2 separate regions of the Homo sapiens genome follow, and region 2 is linked to region 1. Evidence: read pairs that join two places in POLR2A ChIA-PET (ENCODE). Cell type or tissue: CD4-positive, alpha-beta T cell. All regions are shown on one strand.

Region 1 (5,000 bases):
ACCCCAAAAGTCAACAGTGCTAAGTCTGGGCAACCTTAATTTATTAGACTGGGATTTTCAAAGAAGTCCATCACTTGCAAAATGTGAAGAACCACAGCCGTAGTGTGGAGACTTTGAAATTTGGTGAGATCTGCCCCATGGCTCAGCATGTAGGCCATTTTCGTAAGTGCTCTGTATGTTCTGAAAATAACTATTCTCAGCCCAGCGCGGTGGCTCACGCCTATAATCCCAGCACTTTGGGAGGCCGAGGCGGGCGGATCACGAGGGCAGGAGATTGAGACCATCCTGGCTAACGCGGTGAAACCCCGTCTCTAATAAAAATACAAAAAATTGGCCAGGCACGGTGGCTCACGCCTGCAATGCCAGCACTTTGGGAGGCCGAGGTGGGCGGATCACGAGGTCAGGAGATCGAGACCATCCTGGCTAACACAGTGGAAACCCCATCTCTACTAAACATACAAAAAAAAAAAAAATTAGCCAGGCGTTGTGGCGGGCGCCTGTAGTCCCAGCTACTCAGAAGGCTGAGGCAGGACGCCTGTAGTCCCAGCTACTCAGAAGGCTGAGGCAGGAGAATGGCGTGAACCCGGGAGGCGAAGCTTGCAGTGAGCCGAGATGGCGCCACTGCACTCCAGCCTGGGCGACAGAGCAAGACTCTGCCCCCCCCCCACCCCCCCTCAAAAAAATACAAAAAATTAGCCGGGCGTGGTGGTGGGTGCCTGTAGTCCCAGCTACTCGGGAGGCTGAGGCAGGAGGATGGCGTGAACCTGGGAGGTGGAGCTTGCAGTGAGCTGAGATCGTGCCACTGCACTCCAGCCTGGGCGACAGAGCGAGACTCTGTCTCAAAAAAAAAAAAAAAAAAAAAGGAAATAACTATTCTCCAGTTGATGGGTGCAGTTCAAAGTTCAAGCTGGTTAGCTATATTGTTCTAATCTTGTAAATTCTTACTGACTCATTTGATCTACTGACCAGGTAAAGAATTAAGAATTATTGGCCAGGCACAGTGACAGTGGCTTATGCCTGTAATCCCAACATTTTGGGAGGCTGAGGCAGGCGGATCACTTGGGGTCAGGAGTTTGTGACCAGTTTGGCAACAGGGTGAAAACCTGTTTCTATTTAAAAATTCAACAATTATCCAGGCGTGGTGGTGCGCACATGTAATCCCAGCTACTAGGGAGGCTGCAGTGAGTGGAGATCACACCACTGCACTCCAGCCTGGGCGACAGGGCAAGACTCTGTCTCAAAAAAAAAAAAAAAAAAAAAAAAAGACTTATTCTTTCTAGTAAGTTAAACAGTGTATCATTATGATGTGATCTTTTTTGCCTTATAATGTATTGTTTCATATTAATAAAGTTGGCCAGCTTTCTTTTGGTCAGTATTTCCTAGAACATAGTTTTTCTCACCTTTCCATGTCCTTATTTGCATCTCTTGTAAACAGTATGAACTAGATTAACCATATGAAACTAGATTTAAATCTAGTCTAACACTGACACCTATCCTGATTGGTACTAACTTGTGTTTAAAATATATTTATATATTTGGCTGGGCATGGTAGCTCACGCCTACAATCCTAGCACTTTGACTTTGGGAGGCCGAGGTGGGTGAATCACTTGAGGTCAGGAGTTCAAGACCAGCCTGGTCAACAAGGTGAAACCCCGTCTCTACTAAAAATACAAAAATTAGCTGGGCGTGGTATCCCAGCTACTCAGGAGGCTGAGGCAGGAGAATCTCTTGAACCTGGGAGACGGAGGTTGCAGTGAGCCGAGATTATGCCACTGCACTCCTGCCTGGGCAATAGAGCATGACTCTGTCTCAAAATATATATATATATGTAATTTATTGTATTCTGAGGCACCATCAAATCTCTGGAGGGGCCAGAAAGGCACTAAAATGGAAACCTCTCGCTCCAGCTTGGAACACAGTTGGTGCCAAAGAATGCTGAATGACTGAATGGAAAAGGTACACCAATAATAAGAGAACGACCTGGATGTTTTCTGTGAACTGACAAACACAGACACTCACACAGAATCTATGTCCACTACGTACTCTGTCCTGAAAATGACTGTATTGATGGAATTGTATTAATTCTATTAATACCAGTGTTATTACCTGAGTAAGTACTACAGCTCATATTAGTCTATTGCCTATTACCTTTTAAGGGCTTCTCACAAGTAACTTCTTGTTTTAAAGTTTCATACTGTATCATTTCGCTCCACTCTAAATACAAGACTGCCTATTCGAGTTTCTCCATCATAAACAGAGCCTTGACAGCTGTAGAATTTAGAAGCCTTTGAGGGTTGAGACCAAATGCCTTCATAGACCAGGCAAGCAGCCAAACTCCACTCGCACGGAGCATACCTGGGGAAGTGAAGGGGCTGCAGGGCACCAAAGAGCACTTGCCCTGCCTAATGACGGCCAACAAGCTTTGGCAGACAGGGCCAGATCTAGCGCAGAAGAAACCAAATCAGTATTTTTATGGCAATGCACTGAATTTTCCAACTTCACTATGTGAACTTTCACTTTCATATCGCTGCGAGAGCCAAATAAGACAGAGAGAGAAATGGGCCTCACACATTAGAGTGAATTTGAGAAGTCCCATCCAGGTCTCCTCTGAGGAAAGCAAACTGCTTCCTTCTTCCTCTAGGGTTTAAGGAAGATGGACCATCTGCCCAGTTCCAGCACAAGGAGCCTGGGTGGAAGAAAAGCGCTTCAAGAGGACATCGTAGGCCATGTCTGAGTAAATGCGCCTCTGTCCCCAAACTAGAACATGATTAACATACTTGGCATGTAATATAATACTAATAGCTTTTAAAATAATACCTTATATCGATATAATGTATTATGGCTGTCAACATTCTTCCCCAGACATTCATTTTCTGCTCACACCAGCCCTGTTTGGCAGACAAAGTAGCTTTTATCCTTCTGTCAGATGAGGGTTAGGGAACTTACCCAAGGTCACAAGGTAGTAAACCACAGAGACAGCCCTAGAATTCGCCTTTTGAGGCCCCTATGCTGACATACCACCCTCCCCCGACAATTGCTCAAATCCCCTGGAAATGCCAGTATAAACCATTAGATATTGGTCATCTCCCCCAATTCCACACTGCTCCCTGGCATGCCAAGAACTACAACTCTCATCCAACTCCACTGTGAAAGGCAGAAGAGCTTTATCAGAGCTGGAGAGGGATTCTTCCATAAGATTACAGAATGGGATGGAAACCCAAGCAGCTTTGGTGGAAAGTGGATCCTGGTCATCTTTAGATGGCCAGCTGGACGCCAGCATGCTCAGAGGCGCCCAAGCAGGAGAAGGAATGCTCTGCCAGCAGCTGGAGAGGGCATCGCATCTCCCTCTGGAGTCTGTCCAGGTATCATGAGTCAGTCTATTCTCTTCTCAGACAAGGCCTTGCAATCAATCTGCTCTCAGACTCATGCTCTGAAAAGCTGGACCAAGTCAAAACTTTCCTACAGGGTGTATTACAAGGAAAATGTGCATCTCCCCCAGAGATGCAATAGCCCAATGGAATTAAACAGGCCTCAGAACTTGTGTGGGGAAGCATCTAGATGCAGGCCTGAAATAAGGAATCGTACTACCTAAGGGAACCCTCTCTTTAGACAAGGATGCAGAGTCCTGCCCAAGGTCTAGGCTCCTGTGTTAGAGGCCTGACCTCCATCGCTAGTCAAAGAAAACCATCGCTGTGACTGCTGTGAGTGGGCACAAGGCAAGTGCTAGGGCACAAGCATACCACACAGGGCGGTGGCCAGGAAAGTGATCTCCTATGGCTCCTGCTCCTGGAAAGGCTCTTCAGCCAAGTAGCACCAAGCAGCCCACAGAAGGTGACATTCTGTGTTCCGGGTCCAAATCCTAAGCAAAAGATCTACTGTTGCCAAACCTTGACATCACTTGTCCTATGAGGCTACACATCTACAGAAATGGGACACAAGCTTCTCGGTCTCAGAGAACAAGCAAAGCCAGAAGGAAAGAGCGGAGGCAGGAAATCATGAAGAAGCACAGTGGGGAGGAAGGTGGTTCTCGACAGGGCTGGTCCTTTATGGGAGGTAAAGGAGAGCCACAACCACAAGGTGAATGGGATCAGATGTCAACATTTGCAATTTTAACTCACCAGAGGAGGAAGCTCAGCTTCACTGGCTGCTGATGCCCTTAACCTTGCTATAAATGTGCCTCTGGCTGAAAAGTTAGGGTATGGGACCTAGGAGTACAATGCGGATAAGATCATTCCCAAGGAGGAGAGCAGGGAAGGGGTCACCTCAAACAACCCAGTTTGTTACTGTCACAAGCTACAAAAGGAACAAAGGTGACAAAAGATAGGGATGTGTCTGTAAGGTGAAGCAGATTACAGTGGTAGGTTTACTCCTGTAACGTTAAGAGGTCGATGACAAGGAAAAAAGAAAGGTGAGAAAGGCAGAGGAGAGGAAGAAATAGGCTATTCTGGGTCTTAGTGTAAAGCACAGCAAGTATAAGCACCATTACAGTTGTACCTTCTCAGGTACGAATGTTTACACAACAGCCTGGGGTGATGATGCCCTGGGGGACTGATTCGAACTAGCCAAGCTCACAAGAGACAAAGTGAACAAACTCACACCTGTTACACTACAAGGGTCAGAGGGGGTGTCTCACCCTTTCTGGTGCCTGATCTGCTGCTACCCACTCCCCAAGGACAGCAGGCCTCCCCACTCTGTGCCTCAGTATACAAGCCAAAAGACTGTACTGTCCTACTCCATCACAGCATCCCTCTCTCTGAGAACCGGAATCCTCTGGTCTCCAGTGTCACCAACACGACTCCCAAGAAATAGAGCAATCTTATATTGAACAGAGATCTAAGAGGGACCCTTGCTTTGGACTTTGAATTAGAAAATACTCTTTTATTGGCAACAAGGTTACCATTTAAGTAACTTTTCCCAAATGATTTGCCTTTCTCTGTTAGTTTTCATTTCAGAAGATGACATTTCCAATGTTTCTCTCAAATTCAAAGAATAACAACTGG
Region 2 (5,000 bases), 130 kb after region 1:
TACATTATGTATGCCATGTTTTATGAATACTTTTAAAAATTCTATGAATATGTCCCACCTTAAAAGGTATATATTCTTTCTTTCTTTTTTTTCTTTCTTTCTTTTTTTTTTTTTTTGAGACAGAGTCTTGCTCTTTCACTCAGGCCAGAGTGCAGTGGCTCAATCTCGGCTCACTGCAACCTCCACCTCCTAGTTTCAAGCAATTCTTGTGCCTCAGCCTCCTGAGTAGCTGGAATTACAGGCGTGGGCTACCATGCCTGGCTAATTTTTTAATATTTTTAATAGAGACAGGATCTCACCATGTTGGCCAGACTGGTCTGAAACTCCTGACCTTAAGTGATCTGCCTGCCTTGGCTTCCCAAAGTGCTGGGATTACAGGTGTGAGCCACTGCGCCTGGCAAGAGGTATATATTCTTATACTGCATTTATAATTTCTTTAAGCCCAGTATCTCAAATCCAAATCCACATTCTAGTCTAGAGAGTTTACATTACTATTTTGCTGAAGTCTGTGATGTGTTTATTTGTTTTTTCTTTTTTCTAACTGTTTCATAGTACTGATGATTTCCAAGTTAGAGGCAAGAACTTGGAAGCTTTGTCTGGTATTTCACAAATTAAATTATTTTAGAGCAATAGTTGTGTTTTAACTAGACCATTATATTACTTAGGCTTTCTAATTGGGCTAGGAGATAGATCCCCTTGGGGAGGTAAATGTTTTTGACCAGGAACAGTAAGGCTATATGAAAGACAACAGCCTCTTTAATCACTATTCTTGTGGGATTTGAGGGTAGAGAATACCTCAGCACTTCAGATTGATGTGATAACTCTTCCTAGAGAAGATTTCTGACTGGGTGAGGTGGGTAATGCCTATAATCCCAGCACTTTGGGAGGCTGAGGCGGGAGGATCGCTTGAGGCCAGGAGTTCGTGGCCAGCCTGAGCAACATAGCAAGACCTGATCACAACAAAAAAATTTTAAAAATTAGCTGGATATGGTATTACATGCCTGTAGCCTCTGCTACTCGAGAGGCTGAAGCAAGAGGATTGCTTCAGCCTGAGGAAGTCGAGGCTGCAGTGAGCCATGATCGCATCACTGCACTCTAGCCTGGGTGACAAAGCTAGACCCTGTCTCAAGATTAATAAATAAATAAAGACTCATTTCTACAGTCAGTTCCTGTGGTCTGGATTAGTGTTGGTTTTATTTATGAAAGTATTCAAAATAGTTGACACGGACAGGCACAGTGGCTTACACCTGTAATCCTAACACTTCGAAAGGCCAAGGCGGCAGGATTGCTTGAACCCATGAGTTCGAGACCAGTCTGGGCAATGCAGGGAGTCCCCATCACTACAAAAAATTTAAAAATTAGTCGGGCATGGTGGTGCTTGCCTGTATTCCTAGCTATTTGGGAGGTTAAAGTGGGAGGATCCCTTGAGCCCAGGAGGTTGAGGCTGCAGTGAGCCGTAATTGTGCCACTGCACTCCAGCCTGGGCAACAGCAAGACCCTGTCTCAAAAAAAAAAAAAGGAAGAAGAAATGAAAAATAGCTGATGCCACATGGTGTTCTTAGATGCTCACCCTGTACTCTTCAGGACTGATGCCTTCTCAGTAAATCGTATTGTTCCCCTAAGTGAGATCACAAGAAAGACAGTCCTCTGCTCTACCTTCTCAACCTTGAGACTTTGTAAGTGACACCATTAAAGCAGTCTGAGCAGGGCTTTTCAAACAGTGTTCTGTAATGTGCTACTGAAAGAGGAAGCAAAGCTCTCCACCTAGATTGGAGCATCTCGACTGCTGTCAGGTTAATGTAGTGTTGGGATTTCTTCTGCTTAAGATATCCTTTGAAAAATGAGTCCTGCAGCTTTAACCAAAAAGAAAAAAAAAAGATTTTAAAAAAAAAAGTATTCTCAGCGAGGCATGGTGGCTCACGCCTGTAATCCCAGCACTTTGGGAGGCCAAAGCGGGTAGATCACCTGAGGTCAGGAGTTTGAGACCAGCCTGGCCAACATGGTGAAACCCCATCTCAACTAAAAATGCAACAATTAGCTGGGCATGATGGCAGATGCCTGTAATCCCAGCTACTCAGGAGGCTAAGGCAGGAAAATCACTTGAACCCAGGAGGTGGAGGTTGCAGTGAGCCGAGATTGCATCATTGCACTCCAGCCTGGGTGACAAAGCGAGACTCCACCTCCAAAGGAAAAAAAAAGTATTCTGGTATTTACTGACACCTGGATATTGGGACAAGTTACTTTGGTCTTGAGGAAACTAAAGGTGACATGTAGAGTGAGGGATGGGGAAAAATAGCAATTGTTATTTCAAAGACAATAGATTTTGAAAAATTATGCTCCTGTAAGACATTTGTTATCTCTAAAGTTTTCCAGCATAAGCCAAAGTGTTTTTTTTCAGAATTTGGTCAGTGTAGCCCAGAGGTCCAGTCTAGATGGTGTTTGGTGTAAGACTTATGGTTTCACTGGAATTCCTTCACACCAATCCTTGAAGGTCTGCCCCATTTGTGCTAGGCTGAGGCTATCTGGTTATGTGAAGCCCATAGCTAGGGGCCTGGAGGTCCCTATGTTAAAATTTGACTCACGGGACAAATAAGAACTGCCTCCTGCCTCCTTTTCTTACCTGTGTTTTGTAACGAGTTATTTTTAAGTTGCATCCAGACATCCAGCCTCTATGTATACTTCTCCCTGGTCCTCTACATTCTTTCTTTTCTTTGTGACCTCTGTTAAGTTTGTTAAAGGGATGGGAAGGGGTGCTCATTTGTTGAGCACTTTCTATGTGCCAGGCATTATGTTAGGTGCTTTGAATATACTATTTAATACTCAAAACAGCCTTATGAGATAGGTACTCTCATCCCTAATTTTAGGTGAGCAAATTATAAACATGAGAGAGGCTAAGTAACTTTTCTCTAACTCATATTTCTCTGTTAATAATAAAAGACGTGTGAATTAGTGATGATTTTCTCTCAGACTCAAACCCAGTTTTCTTTCCACCTTTCCTCTACACTTTGTAGTATTAGTTCCCCTTTTGTTGCTCTTCCAGGGAAAGGTGATCTATGGATAGCCTAACTACGGATTGTTGTGAGATCCTGAATGCTAACCATGGTGTTACTGACTTTCCCTAGGGTCCTATCCTTCCCCCAAAGCTGGAGCAACTCTGGTCGTGTACAAGGACTTGCTAGTGCTGTTTGGTGGCTGGACGCGGCCAAGCCCTTATCCCCTACACCAGCCAGAGAGATTCTTTGATGAAATACACACTTACTCACCCTCTAAAAATTGGTAAGTCACAAAGATAAACTCTTTAAATCTGGAAGAAAAGGCCTTAAATCAGTGGATTCTTTGTTTTTTTGTGTCAAGAGTCCCTTTGAGAATTAGATGGAAAGCTGTGGACTCTTTTCCCAGGAGGGGAAAAATGCACATATTCACAGATTTTACCAACAGTTTCAGAGAGTTTACAGGACTCTCTTAGAACCCTGCATTTAGAATCCTTATTCTAAAGAGAAAAAATAGAAGAGATTTATTCCTCTTTCAAGAAAAATGAATGAGCCAGTTGAAGAACAGCGAGCTCTTCAGCTTTGGCTGCTAACACTCCAGGAGTGTTGTAGATCCAGATGATTCCTTACTCCTAACTGTGTCTCCAAGACTTACTCTGAATTGTTTTTCAAACATATATCTCTTAATGACAGCAACCGCCGTTTCTTGTAATGGAAGACTTAGTACGTGGCGCTTGTTAGCTGTTACTGATCAGGACCATAGGGAAAGGTAGCAGGTGGCAGGTGGTGCTTTGTCAGCAAACCAGGCCAAAGAAGCCATGATCTTGTCTCTTGTCATCGTTTTCTCATCTCTCTCCCTCCAGACCGTTTACATTCAGAACTTGAAAGAAGATAACTTTAAGCAAACTTGTAGGAAAGGCATAAATACATTATGCCATCCTCTACTTATTATCCCAACAAATCTCTGCTGAAAGTGATAGGATTATCATTTTAAATGGATGCCTACTTACTATTTTTACATAAAGTGTGTGGTGCTGACTTCTTGACTTCCTCCTGTCTTTTTACATTAGGTGGAACTGCATTGTGACAACCCATGGGCCACCTCCCATGGCTGGCCACTCCTCCTGTGTGATAGATGATAAAATGATTGTCTTTGGTGGCTCTTTAGGATCCCGGCAAATGTAAGTACATTTGGTTTGCTCCATATGAGCCTGAAGGTAAATACTCCTGGGAATAACAGGTTTAAAAGTGAATTAGGGACCAGGTGCCTAATTCACACCTGTAATCCCAGCATTTTGGGAGGCCAAGGTGGGTGGATCACCTGAGGTCAGGAGTTTGTGACCAGCATGGCGAACATGGCGAAGCCCCATCTCTACTAAAAATACAAAAATTAGCCGGGCATGGTGGCACACACCTGTAGTCCCAGTTACTTGGGAGACTAAGGCAGGAGAATCGCTTGAACCTGGGAAGTGGCGATTGCAGTGAGCCAAGATCACCCCATTGCATTCCAGCCTGGGCAACAGATCGAGACTCTTAAGGAAAAAAAAAAAAAAAGTAAGTTAGGGTCAGTATTCCTGAGCATGGCTCTAATTAATCCAATTAGTTATCTCATCCTAGCATTCTGTTCTTTAATCCCTTAATCACAGACCAATAAATTGAAAAATTTGCTCTATAAAATCATAGTTATATAGAATCTCTTTGACATATGGTTCTATTCAGTAGGATCAAATTCTGATGGAACCTCCACCTTGCCTGCTGTGCTGTGCCTGCAGAAGGCCAACTTTCGAGAACAGAATGCTTTTACTTATTCTACTTTATTACCCAGCTCTTGCCCTTTTGGGCTTTAGAGGAGAAGAGGGGGAGATTGACAGGACAAGTGGAAATGGTGGGCCCTCCAAATGTGATAGGTTGGTTGAGCCACATGTAAAGGGCATGAAAAGAAAGAAAGAAGGAAAGAAAAGAAAAAAACAAATGGGATGGGTTGTGGAATGGGTAGGAACAGGAAAACTG

What was found. ChIA-PET counts read pairs that join two places held together with the same protein. Peaks named below come from ENCODE experiments on the same cell type or tissue, not always from the same donor. Only the 100,000 strongest peaks of a DNase experiment are listed, where the experiment ranks them.
Region 2: POLR2A ChIA-PET joins it to region 1 with 5 read pairs; 5 of 35 experiments call an interaction of 5 or more read pairs at or near these places.

The regions. Positions count from the first base shown.
Region 1 is chr1:16,384,943-16,389,942 of GRCh38, reverse strand. All of the region lies in intron 1 of SZRD1 (SUZ RNA binding domain containing 1), which reads right to left. Among named protein-coding and RNA genes, the nearest start is that of SZRD1, 20 kb to the right of the region's middle. RefSeq lists enhancers at 3,361-3,861, 3,862-4,362. In CD4-positive, alpha-beta T cell, no CTCF peak of the experiment used is centred here; a DNase peak (open chromatin) is centred at 2,943; H3K4me3 peaks cover 1,092 bases; H3K27ac peaks cover 980 bases.
Region 2 is chr1:16,254,882-16,259,881 of GRCh38, reverse strand. FBXO42 (F-box protein 42) reads left to right here. Exons shown (of 10, transcript NM_018994.3): 5 at 3,123-3,276; 6 at 4,061-4,171. Among named protein-coding and RNA genes, the nearest start is that of CPLANE2, 20 kb to the right of the region's middle. In CD4-positive, alpha-beta T cell, no CTCF peak of the experiment used is centred here; no DNase peak of the experiment used is centred here.